Linked DNA regions of Homo sapiens: all the other regions are linked to region 1. Evidence: chromatin contacts called from ENCODE Hi-C or POLR2A ChIA-PET data. All regions are on one chromosome and are shown on one strand. Each heading gives the region's core, a stretch centred on a gene start or an enhancer-like site at or near the end of the contact. The rest is flanking DNA. Distances are from core to core; before and after follow the strand shown. Region 1 holds the start of LAMP3 (lysosomal associated membrane protein 3). Region 2 has its middle 72 kb from the start of LINC02031. Region 3 has its middle 24 kb from the start of KLHL6. Region 4 overlaps KLHL6 (kelch like family member 6).

Evidence for each region. A loop is a pair of places that touch in the nucleus more often than their neighbours do. ChIA-PET counts read pairs that join two places held with the same protein, here RNA polymerase II (POLR2A). Pooled maps may share reads with other maps.
Region 2: a pooled map shows a loop between it and region 1 (6-fold over the local background). The contact joins the enhancer-like site here to the promoter of LAMP3 in region 1. A Hi-C loop is called at or near these places in 2 of 168 maps with a recorded cell type or tissue (K562 and PC-9), 14 of 37 single-sample maps with no recorded cell type and 13 of 50 pooled maps. POLR2A ChIA-PET finds 5 or more read pairs at or near these places in 4 of 52 experiments (BJ, Panc1, activated naive CD4-positive, alpha-beta T cell and 1 more).
Region 3: a pooled map shows a loop between it and region 1 (2.3-fold over the local background). The contact joins the enhancer-like site here to the promoter of LAMP3 in region 1. A Hi-C loop is called at or near these places in 7 of 37 single-sample maps with no recorded cell type and 5 of 50 pooled maps.
Region 4: a pooled map shows a loop between it and region 1 (3-fold over the local background). The contact joins the enhancer-like site here to the promoter of LAMP3 in region 1. A Hi-C loop is called at or near these places in 8 of 37 single-sample maps with no recorded cell type and 6 of 50 pooled maps.

What each region holds. Positions count from the first base shown.
Region 1 is chr3:183,160,963-183,164,241 of GRCh38, forward strand. It overlaps LAMP3 (lysosomal associated membrane protein 3), which reads right to left and starts at 1,772. Exons shown (of 6, transcript NM_014398.4): 1 at 1,645-1,772. The coding sequence starts at 1,693. RefSeq lists an enhancer at 951-1,160 and a silencer at 1,773-1,982.
Region 2 is chr3:182,714,667-182,717,945 of GRCh38, forward strand. No RefSeq gene overlaps it. Among named protein-coding and RNA genes, the nearest start is that of LINC02031, 72 kb to the left of the region's middle. RefSeq lists a cis regulatory region at 512-601. Within about 2 kb of position 1,630, at least 2 of the 41 ENCODE cell types and tissues checked have a DNase peak (open chromatin) inside an H3K27ac peak, as active enhancers do.
Region 3 is chr3:183,578,332-183,581,610 of GRCh38, forward strand. No RefSeq gene overlaps it. Among named protein-coding and RNA genes, the nearest start is that of KLHL6, 24 kb to the left of the region's middle. RefSeq lists an enhancer at 1,670-1,919 and a silencer at 2,590-2,884. Within about 2 kb of position 1,745, at least 6 of the 41 ENCODE cell types and tissues checked have a DNase peak (open chromatin) inside an H3K27ac peak, as active enhancers do.
Region 4 is chr3:183,514,778-183,518,056 of GRCh38, forward strand. All of the region lies in intron 2 of KLHL6 (kelch like family member 6), which reads right to left. Among named protein-coding and RNA genes, the nearest start is that of KLHL6-AS1, 32 kb to the right of the region's middle. RefSeq lists an enhancer at 1,553-1,832. Within about 2 kb of position 1,499, at least 8 of the 41 ENCODE cell types and tissues checked have a DNase peak (open chromatin) inside an H3K27ac peak, as active enhancers do.

The sequences.
Region 1 (3,279 bases), core at 522-3,021:
CTGAGTGAAGAAGGGGCTCAAGGTCAGGTTGTGAGGTGAATGGGAGAGGGACTGGAGGGACAAACAGGAGATACGAGTTAACATCACTGAGCAAAATCACTGCAGTAATTGCTGTCCAGGTGCTACCTCATTTGTTTCCCCAGTACTCCTAGCAGAGGATATTATTCTCCCCATTTTTCAGTGAGGGAACTGAGCACCCGAAAGGTTGGGTGATGTGAACAAGGCCTCCCTGCTGGGAAGGGTCAGGGCAAGGGTTTGAATCCAGTTCCGTGCCACCCCTCAAAGGCCTCCACCTCTGAGGAAGAAACCTCTGATGCATCCTTCACCTAGCTCACCTCTGAGAATTTGTAGCTCAGAAAGGAACCGGTAATGTGGGCATTTTCTCTCCACTTGCCCTTGCATTTGTCAATACTCACTGTATTTTTATTTTTATTTATTTATTTTTTTTGAGACAGAGTCTCACTGTTACCTAGGTTGGAGTGCAGTGGCATGATCTTGGCTTACTGCAACCTCCGCCTCTTGGGTTCAAGTGATTCTCCTGCCTCAGTCTCCCGAGTACCTGGGATTACAGGCGCCCACAACCATGCCCGGCTAATTTCTGTATTTTTAGTAGAGGCGGGGTTTCACCGGTGGCCAGGCTAGTCTCGAACTCCTGACCTCAAGTGATCCGCCGGCCTCAGCCTCCCAAAGTGCTGGGATTGCAGGTGTGAGCCACCACGCCTGGCCTGTCAATACCATTGTGTTTCTGAGCCTATCCATCCATTCAAGGAGCGCTCACATACAGGTCACTGTGGGTTACCGCTAGGCTGAGATTGTTTTGCTTTTTTAATAGCTTGCCCTGTGGAGCGTGATGATGACTTCCTCTTCTGTCCCCTAAAAGAACCTGAAACTGTAAGTGTGAAAGTGTGGCGCAGGGGAGAACTGCCTAGGCAAGGGCAGCTGGCACGACCCTTCTCACCTCTTCCCTAACATTCCTAGCATTCATGTTACAAGCAAGGGCCACCGCGCCCCCTGCTTGAGCATGTTAGCCGGGCGGTAGGGACGGAGACAGTTCTCTCATGACGTTCGAGTAACCAGGAAACTTCATCACAGGGACAACACCACAGCACCCGAGGACTCAATGTCTAGGGGGAAAAGCTCTGGAGAAAGCGGAGGGTCGGATCATAAAATAATCATAAACTCAGCGTCCCAGACGGCATCTGGGATGGGAAGTACAATGATCATTTAAAAAAAAAAAAGTCTTTGACACTCTTCCTACACCTTTCTGAAATGGCACAATCTGTCAGACCACATCTGATGCAAGGAAAAGCAAGACAGGAGCGCTTTTCCCGGATAACAAAGCCAAGACTCCCATTCCTAAACCCTAGCTCAGGTCTCCATCTCTTAAATCCGAGTGACCTCTACAAACTCTCCCTGAGAAGGTGTCCAGAACCCTTTTGGAAGCGAGGGACAGTGTCACTGTCTTTGGGGTTGACACCTGCTCTGAGTAACTCACGGAAAACAAGTTCCAGCTGGGAAGCCCTTGGACGCGCCACACCTCCCTACCCGCAGCCCGTCCTGTGGCGCCCGGGACTCCAGAGTGCGTTTAGATGAAAGGGGACCGACACGTCAGGGCCACCGCGGGAAGCGCTGAGGGCCACTCACCGGCCAGGGACGCGAAGAGCGCGGCCGCCGCGCTGAGCTGCCGGGGCATGGTGGGCGCTGGGCGAGGTTCTGCAGCGTGCGGCGAAGTCCGGGCAGGCCCCGAATCGGTGCCAGAGAAACCTACCTGTGCCGGAGAAACGAAACCACCTGCTTATGAGAAGCAGCCGAAAAGCCCGCCCAGGGCCGCTGGGCGGGGAGGGAAACTCCGCCGGCCCCCTCCTACCCCTACGGAGCAGGGAGGGGCGGGGACTCGGCGCAGCCGCCGGGGCCCGGGCCTCTGGGACCGTTTACCGCACGCGCGTGGTCCCGGCAGCGCCGGCCTCCTCCGCTCATACCCTGGGTCTCCTCCTTTCTTTTTCTTTTCTTTTTGAGACGAAGTCTCGCTCTGTCGCCCAGGGTGGAGTGCAGTGGCGCGATCTCGGCTCACTACAACCTCTGCCTCCCGGGTTCAAGCGATTCTTCTGCCTCAGCCTCCCGAGTAGCTGGGATTACAGGCATGCACCACCACACCCGGCTAATTTTTGTATTTTTAGTAGAGACGGGGTGTCACCATATTGGCCAGGCTGGTCTCGAGCTCCTGACCTCGTGATTCGCCCGCCTCGACCTCCCAAAGTGCTGGGATTATAGACGTGAGCCACCGAGCCCGGCCAGGGTCTCCTCTTTTATTTCTTTTCTTTTTATTTCTTTTGTTTTGTTTTGTTTTGTTTTGTTTTTTGAGACAAAGTCTCGCTCTGTCGCCAGGCTGGAGTGCAGTGGCGGGATCTCGGCTCACTGCCCTGGTTCAAGCGATTCTCCTGCCGCAGCCTCCCGAGTAGCTGGGGTTACAGGCGCCCGCCACCACGCCCAGCTAATTTTTGTATTTTAGTAGAGACGGGGTTTCACCCTGTTGGCCAGGCTGGTCTCGATCTCCTGACCTTGTGATCCGCCCGCCTCGGCCTCCCAAAGTGTTGGGATTACAGGCGTGAGCCACTGCGCCCGGCCCAGGGTCTCCTCTTTTCTAACAGCTCGGGTACCTTTCTGGGAACCCAGAGACGCTTCTCAGCCGGGAGAAAGCCAGCCACTAGGCGAGCAGGAGCCTAAAAACCCCTAAGCACCCTGACTCCATGTCTTCCCAGGGAGTCTGCGGCAGCCGCGCTCCACGCCCAGGCCTCGCCAGGACCGCGGTTTGCGGGAAGCAACAGGAGCACAGCCCAGAGGCGCTAGGTCTGGCTGGGAGCTCGCGCTGCCGACTCCCCGGCGTGCGGCGTCGGGGAACCTCTAGGAGCCTTGGATTCTTCAGCTGTAAAACGGACATAATAATGCCCACTCCCAGTGTGTTTTTTTATTTTCTTTTTTCTTTTTCTTTCTTTGTTTTTGTTTGTTTGTTTTTGTTTTTGTTTTTGAGACAGGGTCTCACTCTGTCGCCCAGGCTGGAGGGCAATGGCGTGATCTCGGCTCACTGCAAACTTGGGTTCAGGCGATTCTCCTGCCTCAGCCTCCACAGTAGCTGGGATTACAGATGTGCGCCACCACGTCCGGCTAATTTTTTGTATTTTTAGTAGAGACCAGGTTTCACCGTGTTGGCCAAGCTGGTCTCAAACTCCTGACCCCAGGTGATCCGCCCGCCTCGGCCTTCCAAAGATCTGGGATTACAAG
Region 2 (3,279 bases), core at 380-2,879, 450 kb before region 1:
CCACATTTTCTCTTTCCCAATTTCAGCCTCCCAAGTTCTCTACCAATATTTTCCAGTTGTCTAAATTCACAATATTTGAGACATTTTATTCTTTCCTAACAAAAATAGTAATATCTCCCCTAGAACTGTATTGTTTTAAAAGTGCTTAATCGTTGGAGATCTGTGGCACAGCCATGTGAATATACTTAATGCTACTGAACTACACATTTTAAAATGGTTTCAATGCTAAATTGTATGTTTTTACCACAATTAAAATTTTTAAAAATTGTTTTCAAAAGGAAAAAGTGTTTAACCATTAACATTTTTATACATTTAGTTCAAATTAACTTAAGCAGTCCTGTCCATAGTACATTGAACTGTACATAATACATTGCATTTAAAAATGGGCCAATAAGCAAGCTCATGCTAATAAAATAAATCAAATAACCTTGTGACTTTGGGACTCACTGGGCATGTGTTCCAAAGAACATACCATGCCTAGTGCTGTGGATATCAACAGGGCAAGATAAATGTGAAGGTTAAGAGTAGCCCTTCAACTTCAACTGCAATTTCTCCAGCGAGTTAGCCACAAGGTCCAACTGACCACAGGTGTCTCTTTAGATTAGGTGGTGAGAAAAAGACTGAAAAAGTCCTAGTCTTTGGCAACTACAAGATCATTGAGTGTCTAAGTTGTGAGGAAGGAATAAGAGAAAAAGTGAACTAGTTTGTGGTCAGTCCGAGACTCCATCTAGATTTTAGGATGGAGTGGCAGTGAGGGGTTTTGTAGGAGGGGCTTTCACAGATGGAAGTCATACCAAAGTGAGGGTCTATCATCTTAGAATCTCCAAAGGCAGATGGCATGGGTTCAAACCCTAGCTCTGCCACTTACTAGGTGTGTGGTTAGCTTCACAAATAACTTTATCTTAGTGTGTCTACTATCCTCCTCTGTAAAACAGGAACTACAATGGTAATAAAGTAGTACCTATCTCACAAGATGGGTAAGTAAATTAAAAGAATTAATAGTGTGAGGCCAGGCACAGTGGCTCACACCTGTAATCCCAGCACTTTGAGAGGCTGATGTGGGCGGATCACCTGAGGTGGGGAGTTCAAGACCAGCCTGACCAACATGGAGAAACCCCATCTCTAATAAAAATACAAAATTAGCCAGGCATGGTGGTGCATGACTGTAATCCCAGCTACTCAGGAGGCTGAGGCAGGAGAATCGCTTGAACCTGGGAGGCGGAGATTGTGGTGAGCCGAGATCGTGCCATTGCACTCCAGCCTGGGCAACAAGAGCAAAACTCTGTCTCAAAAAAAAAAAAAAAGAATTAATAGTGTGGCACTTGACATACAGAAAGCACCCGTGTTAGCCAGGATGGTCTCGATCTCCTGACCTAGTGATCCGCCCACCTCGGCCTCCCAAAGTGCTGGGATTACAGGCTCAAGTCTGCTTTTAGCTTCCCTATCTTAGTACACCTAAAAGGGAAAGGAATGTGCTTATTAAGGCCCACTGTTTCACTGAGACCCACTGTATAGGTGTGAAGTTTGGTGATTACCCAGGAGATTTTCCCCAGCTCCTTCTGTGTGGGAGCTGTCTTATCTGTGTTTTACTGTTTGCTCTTTCAGGCTGCTTGTTGTTAGAAGAGAAGTGACTTTTTGAACTGCATGAGATTAGAAAGGGAGCTATGTCTGAGCTGCTTTTTGTTAAAAGGAAAGTTTTCTGCCAGGGACTCACCTAAATAATTTCTCTCTGCCTCCTATAACATATTTCCCCCCTCTGAAATGGAATCCCTAACTGCCGTTAGGGGGAATTGGGTGATGACTTCTTCTGGCTACTTCCTGCTGGAGAGGGGCATTGTGTGGGGAACAGCAGCTAGGGCTCCTCCTGGGGTTGATTTAAGGGTTCCTGGTAGAAGGGAGGTTTCATTTTCAGCTTTATTTAAAGCACCATTTGAAGCTTGGTGGTTTCTAGGTGAGAAGAGATAAAGTTTACAAGGGGGCTTAGAATATAGGGTTCAACTGTGAGTATTAAGACTGCCATTATTAATGGGGGCACAATAGGCCATAACCATGACTACTGAGTTTGTTTGATACCTGCAAGCCATTTAAATGGATTGTGCTATTGTAAGTGGGTGTATGGGGCTTGGCTTTGTTTAGCTTCCTTGGTCTCACCTTCCCTGAAAAAAAGGAAACCTTGGGGTTATAGGTTACCTGTCAGTATTTGTAGGATAATTGCCCAGAACTAGAACATGTTTCCAGATTTTTACATTACCCATGCTTTTTTGTTTCCTTTGAGCTGCAGCCAGAGATTGACAGAAATAAACAGGGTTAGTTTAAAATGTAGGCAAGAACTTAAAAACAATTAATGAGACTACAAGCCAATGACAGATGTATAAGTTTTAAAACATAATTTTTCTCTCTTTAGTCCTCATTTTTGTTAAAAACAACTTATGGTAGGACTGAGCTGTTTGCAAAACAGACTTTAGTTTTAAACTTGGTCTGATTATTTGCATAAAGTCCAGCAAGAATAACCATCTTTTAGATCAGCTTTGATGGAAACTTTTTCCATAAGGAATCTCAGATAGGACCTTTTAAAGCCAAGCCCAGGAATGGGTTGAAACCTTTAAATACATGCGAATTGGGTAAACTTCTTTCTTCTTGAGGTTCCAGGTGCATGGGGTTTCTAGGCCTGTTAGAAAGTGACATTCTTTACTCACCGCAGGCTAGGAGCCCTGTACTGAGAAGCTGTAGTCTAGGTATGAGGCCAGTTTCCTAAGGTGCTTTTTATTGGCTTTACAAGTCAAGCCTGACTCCTTAAAGGGGAACACACCCTTCCAGTCAAAGCCTTGGTAAAACAACCAGTTTTTCCAATTGTGTCCTGTTGCAAAAGAAAATGGATTCTTGTTGCATTGATGCAAACTATATTGTTGTAATTTAAGAATACTTATAACTAGTTTTCAAATTCTAGAGGAACTAGGCAGAGAGAAACAAACACGCTTCAAATCCTATTTACAGGAGTATACTTTACTTAGTTGTTAAAGGCTGTAGCTAGCTCAAGACAAGTTTCCTTGACTCTGAAAAATAAAATAAGGATTAGCGGTGTTCCAAGCAAAAGCCAAAAACTTGCTTCTGTTTTCCATTAGTTCAGTCCATTCTATTAACTTTTGTTTTGCTTGATATTTATAAACATTTCAGCTTTTCATGAGTTCTGTATTTTTGTTGTTGTTGTTATGAGAAACCCACATTTGAGAGCACTTGTTCAAGTCCCACAGCTTGATTATAAAACATCTTTTGAAGAGA
Region 3 (3,279 bases), core at 495-2,994, 420 kb after region 1:
TGTACACTTAAGATCTACCCTGGCTATGGTGTGGAGGATGGCTTGAAGTGAGGTAAGACAAGAGGTGAGGAAATCAGAAAGCTGCTTCCTGCTGCCCACAGATGAGAGAAGACAGAGCTCTGAAATAGGGAAGGGGCTGAGGGGATGGAGGAAAGTGAATGGATTCAAGAAATATTTAAAAGGTAGAGCTGATGGGATTCGGTAAATGATGCAACCTGGGGAGCAAGGGACAAGGTAGGAAAAAACGGAGAAATCAAGGAAAACATCCAAGTTTCTACTTTGGGCATTGGACAGATGGTGATATCCTTTACTGAAGGTGCAGGAGGCAGAGCAAGTTTGAGGAAGGAGATGATGGGTTTACATTTAGACAAGTTGAGTCTGAAGTATACAAGGGTCATCTCGATGATGAAGAACTGTAGGTAACTGGATTCTCTCTAAGCCATCACATGTCTCAGTATCCCACTTCAACTGGTGACCACGGTCCTCCTCTCTAAGCCGCAGAGCTCTCCATAAACCAACCAAGAAGTGCTTTGAGTACCACCTGTTGTCTAGATATTATTAGCCTCTCATTTTAATAACTAATAATTTTAAATTTGCTCTTCTCCAAAATTCATCCTAAGTGAGAACAGGATGTGGGTACACCCAACAGATAATTAGGTATGTACTCTCACTCGATTTAAAGAGAAACGATTGTGGCTTTTCTAATTCAATTAGGTTTTTGTTTCTTTCTTTCTTTTTTGAGATGGAGTCTTGCTCTGTCGCCAGGCTGGAGTGCAGTGGCGCGATCTCGGCTCACTGCAACCTCCGTCTCGTGGGTTCAAATGATTCTCCTGCCTCAGCCTCTTGAGTAGCTAGGACTACAGGTGCCTGCCACCATGCCCAGCAAATTTTTGTGTTTTTAGTAGAGAGGAGGTTTCACCATGTTGGCCAGGATGGTCTCAAACTCTTGACCTCGTGATCCGCCACCACGCCCAGCTAATTTTTGTATTTTTAGTAGAGGCAGAGTGTCACCATGTTGGCCAGACTGGCCTCGGACTGCTGACCCCAGGTCATCCGCCCACTTCAGCTTCCCAAAGGCATAATATATTTTTATCTTTGAAAATGCAATACATTGATAAGGTAAACCCATGTTAATTCAGAAACGTACGGAAATTTGCTCTCCAAAGTTAAATAACATCTGCTAAAGTATTTCAGTTTTCTCAGAGCCACTGAGAACTGATCAATCTCGAGGGATCCATGTGAAGGTACATCCAAGTTTTCCTTGGCCTCTCTCTATGTGGGTACCTGCTTAGGGGCTTCCCACCCCCATTACCATGTCAGGATGGCCAAAGGGGGACAATGATGCCTACCCTCATGTGGCATCATTTACTAAGGTCCTTCAATTGCCTGCTTAGATGCCACCCTTGGGCAAATTTGGGGAAGGTACCTCCAGGTGGATGTGTTAGAAAAAGGCACCCCTGGCCAGGCGCGGTGGCTCATGCCTGTAATCCCAGCACTTTGGGAGGCTGAGGCGGGCGGATCACAAGGTCAGGAGCTCAAGATCAGCCTGACCAACATGGTGAAACCCCGTCTCTTCTAAAAATACAAAAATTAGCCCGGTATGGTGGCTCGTGCCTGTAATCCCAGCTACTCAGGAAGCTGAGGCAGGAGAATCGCTTGAACCCAGGAGGTGGAGGTTGCAGTAAGCCGAGATCACACCATTGCACTCCAGCCTGGGCGACAGAGCAAGACTCCATCTCAGAAAAAAAAGAAAAAGAAAAAGAAAACGAAAACGGCAACCCTTCCTCCCCCGCAGATGCAGCCTCCCTCAAGGGTACACAGCTCAGTGGACCGATTTTAATTCCAGTCCGCCCCCTCAGCATACTCCCACAGGGGGGCCCTGCCACCCACTCCGTGGCCCACTCATTGGGTGCAAAATCCATCCATGCAGTTACATTACAGGTCTTGTAAATTAACACTCATCACTAGGGAAACCAGTTTTCTGGGAAATTAATAAGCTGTATGGAAATCATTTCCTAAGATTCCGGCGGCAGCCACAGAAACTTAAGCATGATTCAAACTCCTCAAATCTCTTCCAAGATTGCAACTTATTTCCTCCAAATAACTCTGTAACTCTTCAAAACCTGTGACTTCACCAAGCTCTCGGCAGTACAGAAATGGAAAATGAGCAGTCTCCAGTCGTGCGGTTTGAAACTAAGGCGCTGCGCCTCCCTGGATAAGTATCAAGGTCAGTGTTCCGACAACTTGCCAAAGTTCTATCACTCAGGAAGTGCAGTCTACTGGCCTTTGAGTGCCTCAGAGCTTAAGTTCCCAATAAGTCACTTTTCTCAAGAAGCAGGTCAACAAATCCCCTCATCCTAGTCACTCACTATCTTAAAATAAGCTAATCTCTATATCCTTTGACTTCAACTACCTCCATATGTCCATAAACTGGTAATGGTTCAGAGTTCAGGCATAAGGAAAATGCAGAATCTTAAGCATTTCCTCCAACACATCATTCAATAAACCTGACTTGAAATGTGGCCTGGTGTCAGCTGGAGTAGCTCTGCTCCTTTAAGGTCTAGATAAAACAGGTTGCAATCCCATTCCTGTGTCCTGTGGAAAGTCCAGGACTCTCCCTGAGATTTCTGCAAATGGGGCAGGGCAGGGAGGACTGTGCACACAGCTCCTGCAGCTCTCAGTCCCAGCCTCCTCTGCATTGAGGGTCTCCATTCTGTCCCCACGGTTGTTCCTTTATCTAGGCGCTGGTGTTATTTCAGCAGGACCAGCCCTTTCACTTGCAGGTTGCTGCTGTGAGGAGAACGAGGGAGCTGCCCCGCACCAGCTCAGACACTCCTCAGACGACTCATTCTCAAAAGTCCCTTTGCAGCTGGACGTGGTGGCTCACACCTGTAATCCCAGCACTTTGGGAGGCCGAGGCAGACAGATCACAAGGTCAGGAGTTCGAGACTAGCCTGACCAACATAGTGAAACCCCGTCTCTACTAAAAATACAAAAATTAGCTGGGCATAGTGGTGTGTGCCTGTAATCCCAACTACTCAGGAGGCTGAGGCAGGAGAATTGCTTGAACCGGGGAGGTGGAAGTTGCAGTGATCTGAGATCGTGCTACTGCACTCCAGCCTGGGTGACAGAGCAAGACTCCGTCTCAAAAAAAAAAAAAAAAAAGTCCCTTTGCAAAAACATCCAGAACTAGACATATCTCACTACCCATACCCTACCCAGGACACCCTGGCCCTGCTTGTGTCTCTCCCTCCTTCTCCTTTCCCATCTTTTCAGTCA
Region 4 (3,279 bases), core at 249-2,748, 350 kb after region 1:
CCTGCCTCAGCCTCCCAAGCAGCTGGGACTACAGGGGCACGCCACCACACCTGGCTAATTTTTTTGTATTTTAGTACAGATGGGGTTTCACCATGTTGGCCATTCTGGTCTCGAACTCCTAACCTCAAGTGATCTGCCCACCTCGGCCTCCCAAAGTGCTGGGATTACAGGCATGAGCCACCATGCCCGGCCAGGGCTATTTTCTTGATTCAGAGTTATTACATCTGGGATCAATGGATCGATCCAGAAAGTCTGTGAACCCCTACAATAGTATGTGAACATTTGCACATGTGGCATTTTTCTGGGAACTTAGTTGGCAGGGGACAGGTGAGTTACTCCCTGGTATCCTTCCACCTAAGTACAAAACCAACACAAGAGAGAGAGCTAAGTCAAAAGATCCAGAGAGGAAGAGAGCCAGAGTCTTGACTAGACGGTGCTTGGAACCCCACCTCTGGACATTTAAAATTCTGGGTCAATAATTGTTTAAGGGCTGGGCACAATGGCTTAAGCTTATAATCCCAGCACTTTGGGAGGCCAAGGTAGGAGAATCAATTGAGCCCAGGATTTCAAGACCAGCCTGAGCAACATAGTGAGACCTCGTCTTTACAAAAAATGTAAAAATTAGCCTGTTGTGGTGTTGCATGCCTATAGTCCCAGCTACTTGGGAAGCTGAGGAGGGAGGATTGCTTGAGCCTGGGAGTTCAAGTTTGCAGTGAGCCATGATCACACCACTGTACTCTAGCCTGGGTGACGGAGCAAGACTCTGTCTCTAAAAAACTAAAAATAAAAAGGAAAAGAAGAATTGTAGAGAAATCCTACCTATTCATGAAGTTCATTCTTAAAAGCTACTTCTTCCTTGACGGCTTCTCCTATTCCCCAACATGGAATCCCTCCCTCCTCTGTGCTCCACTGGGCACCTTGCTTTCCCCTTTTGTGGAGCACCCAGAGTACTAAGGTCAGTTGAGACAAGCATCTCAAAGCAGCTTCTAGGTCATACTTGGGTATTTATTTCTAGCAGCATCTAGCAGAAAGTCTGGAAAAAGAAGAGAAAGAGGGACAGAGGAAGGACATATTTATCACTTAGTATGCACCAAGATCTGTGCTAGACACATTCCCAGTCATTATTTCACTTAACAAATAAATTTTATTTTTTAACAAGTGTATTTTATTTAACAGGTAAAAAAGGGAAGGTGTTAGAATTAGCATTTGTATAAAGGAGCAAATAGAGAATTCAAAGAGCGATGCAAGTTCACACTGCTAGGAGGCAGTACAGTTGATGCTCCAGTCAGCATCGTGGTGCCTTTGTAACTTGTTGCATTGTTGAGCTAACAAAATGCCAGGAGAGTCTGAAGAGGCTTTATGAGGACAGAGGCAGGTGGGGGATCTCCAAGTTGCCTAAGTTCCTCCAAAATATACTTCAATAAACACTTTTAGTGTGAGGGGTGTAGGGCAACATCACATGATCCCAACCAATGGCTGGGAAACTGATGATGCGCAGGGCAATCATGGGAACCAGAAATGGGTTTCTTTTAAATATGCTTTTGCTTCTTCACATTCAAGATTATTCAAGACTTCAAGGTAAATTTTCTGTCTCGGCCTGTCCCGATGACACATGAACTTGTTTGTCAGAGCTGAGAGATGACAGATAATGGCAAAAGACAGCCAGCTTCCTGTTTGGGGGGACATGTGAGCAAAAGGTTGCAGCCAGCCACCTGACTCTCAAATGAGGAGACTAAAAATACAATCAAAGAAACCACTTGAGACGTGGCTGCAGTTCCCACAAGAAGTGTCTGCCTCCAAGAGAAAGCACTGCCTGTTCCTCATCTCCACTGCCCCTCCTCTGCTTCCCCATGACGTTCTCCAAAATCTGAGGTCCTAGGGGACTTCACCCATGTGACTCCATGTCTCCCTCAAGGTGCCTTCAAATCCACTTCAGAATCACTGAAGTCCTATTTTAGTCCACATCAGCAATTCTGTTGATCATGGTGTCCAAGTGGCTTTGGCGTTATTGCAAAGGGTCTATAAAGACATTGATATTCTTACCTTCAGCTCCGACAAATCAGCATGTGTGAAGGTGTGATGAGATTAATAACATTTAAATTTATTTCAAAGTATTTCTGAATTCATTGTAATTTTTGTTGTTGTTTTTTGAGACAGAGTCTCATGCTGTCACCCAGGCTGGAGTGCATGGTGTGATCTCAACTCAATGCAACCTTCACCTCCCGGGTTCAAGTGATTCTTGTGCCTCAGCCTCCCGAGTAGCTGGGATTACAGGCTCGCACCACCACACCCAGCTAATTTTTATATAATATTTTTAGTAGACACAGGGTTTTGCCATGTTGGCCAGGCTGGTCTCGAACTCCTGGCTTCAAGTGATCTGCCTGCCTTGGCTTCCCAAAGTGCTGGGATTATAGGTGTGAGCCACTGTGCCCAGACAATTGTAAATTTTTTGTCAAAACTTTTCTTCTCCAGCAATAGACACTAAAAGTAAAGTTCCTCTCCTGTGAGGTCTGTGTTGGTGTTTAAAAGGGGTCTTCATGCTAAAAATTTGTGAATTACCATTGATTCTAATCTTCCATCCTCACCTCTCTTCCCCTCTCCCGGGCGATGCTCCAGCTCCGTTCCCGTGGCAGTATGTCTCACAGTCCCCCAGGAGGGGCATTCTCTGCTCCCTCTAGCCACTCCTTTCAGTCCTTGCTCTAGACTTGGCTGAGAAACCTGCTGGTTCCTGGAAGCCTCATGGAGTGGGCAGAAAAGGAAGGAACTAAGACCTGCAAAAGACCTGCTCACTAAGGCAGGGCAGGTGTTGAGGGACTGAGGCAACTGTGGAAGTGGACTGGGGAAAAGACCAGCAGTGTGGCAAGCTTACAATTGTGTTCAATCAGCAAACAGCCCCTGAGTTTCCAGAGAAGACGGTGGTGGCCCCAGCAGGCTAGCAGGGCACAACAGGCAATACATGTGACCCACATATTCAAGGGGCAAGTGGCATGGCTGGGGCTCAGTGATTCAGCCCAGCAATGAGGTAAGGACCAGGGAGAAACACTGTTGTAAAGATTAAGTAGAATGATTGCATCTCGGACATGATTGATGCTCAGGGTGTGGTTTGTGTGTGTGTGCGTAGGGCACAGGAGCAGGAATGGAAGCAGAAGACAAGTGCTGAGAAGCAGCCCCGTGAACACAGGCAGCTGCAATAGGTGGGGTGGTGGGTAGAGAAGGCTGAAACAAGTCCACTTCCAGGTTCTCTCTGCCTGGAATACTTTTCTCCCAATCCTACTGCCA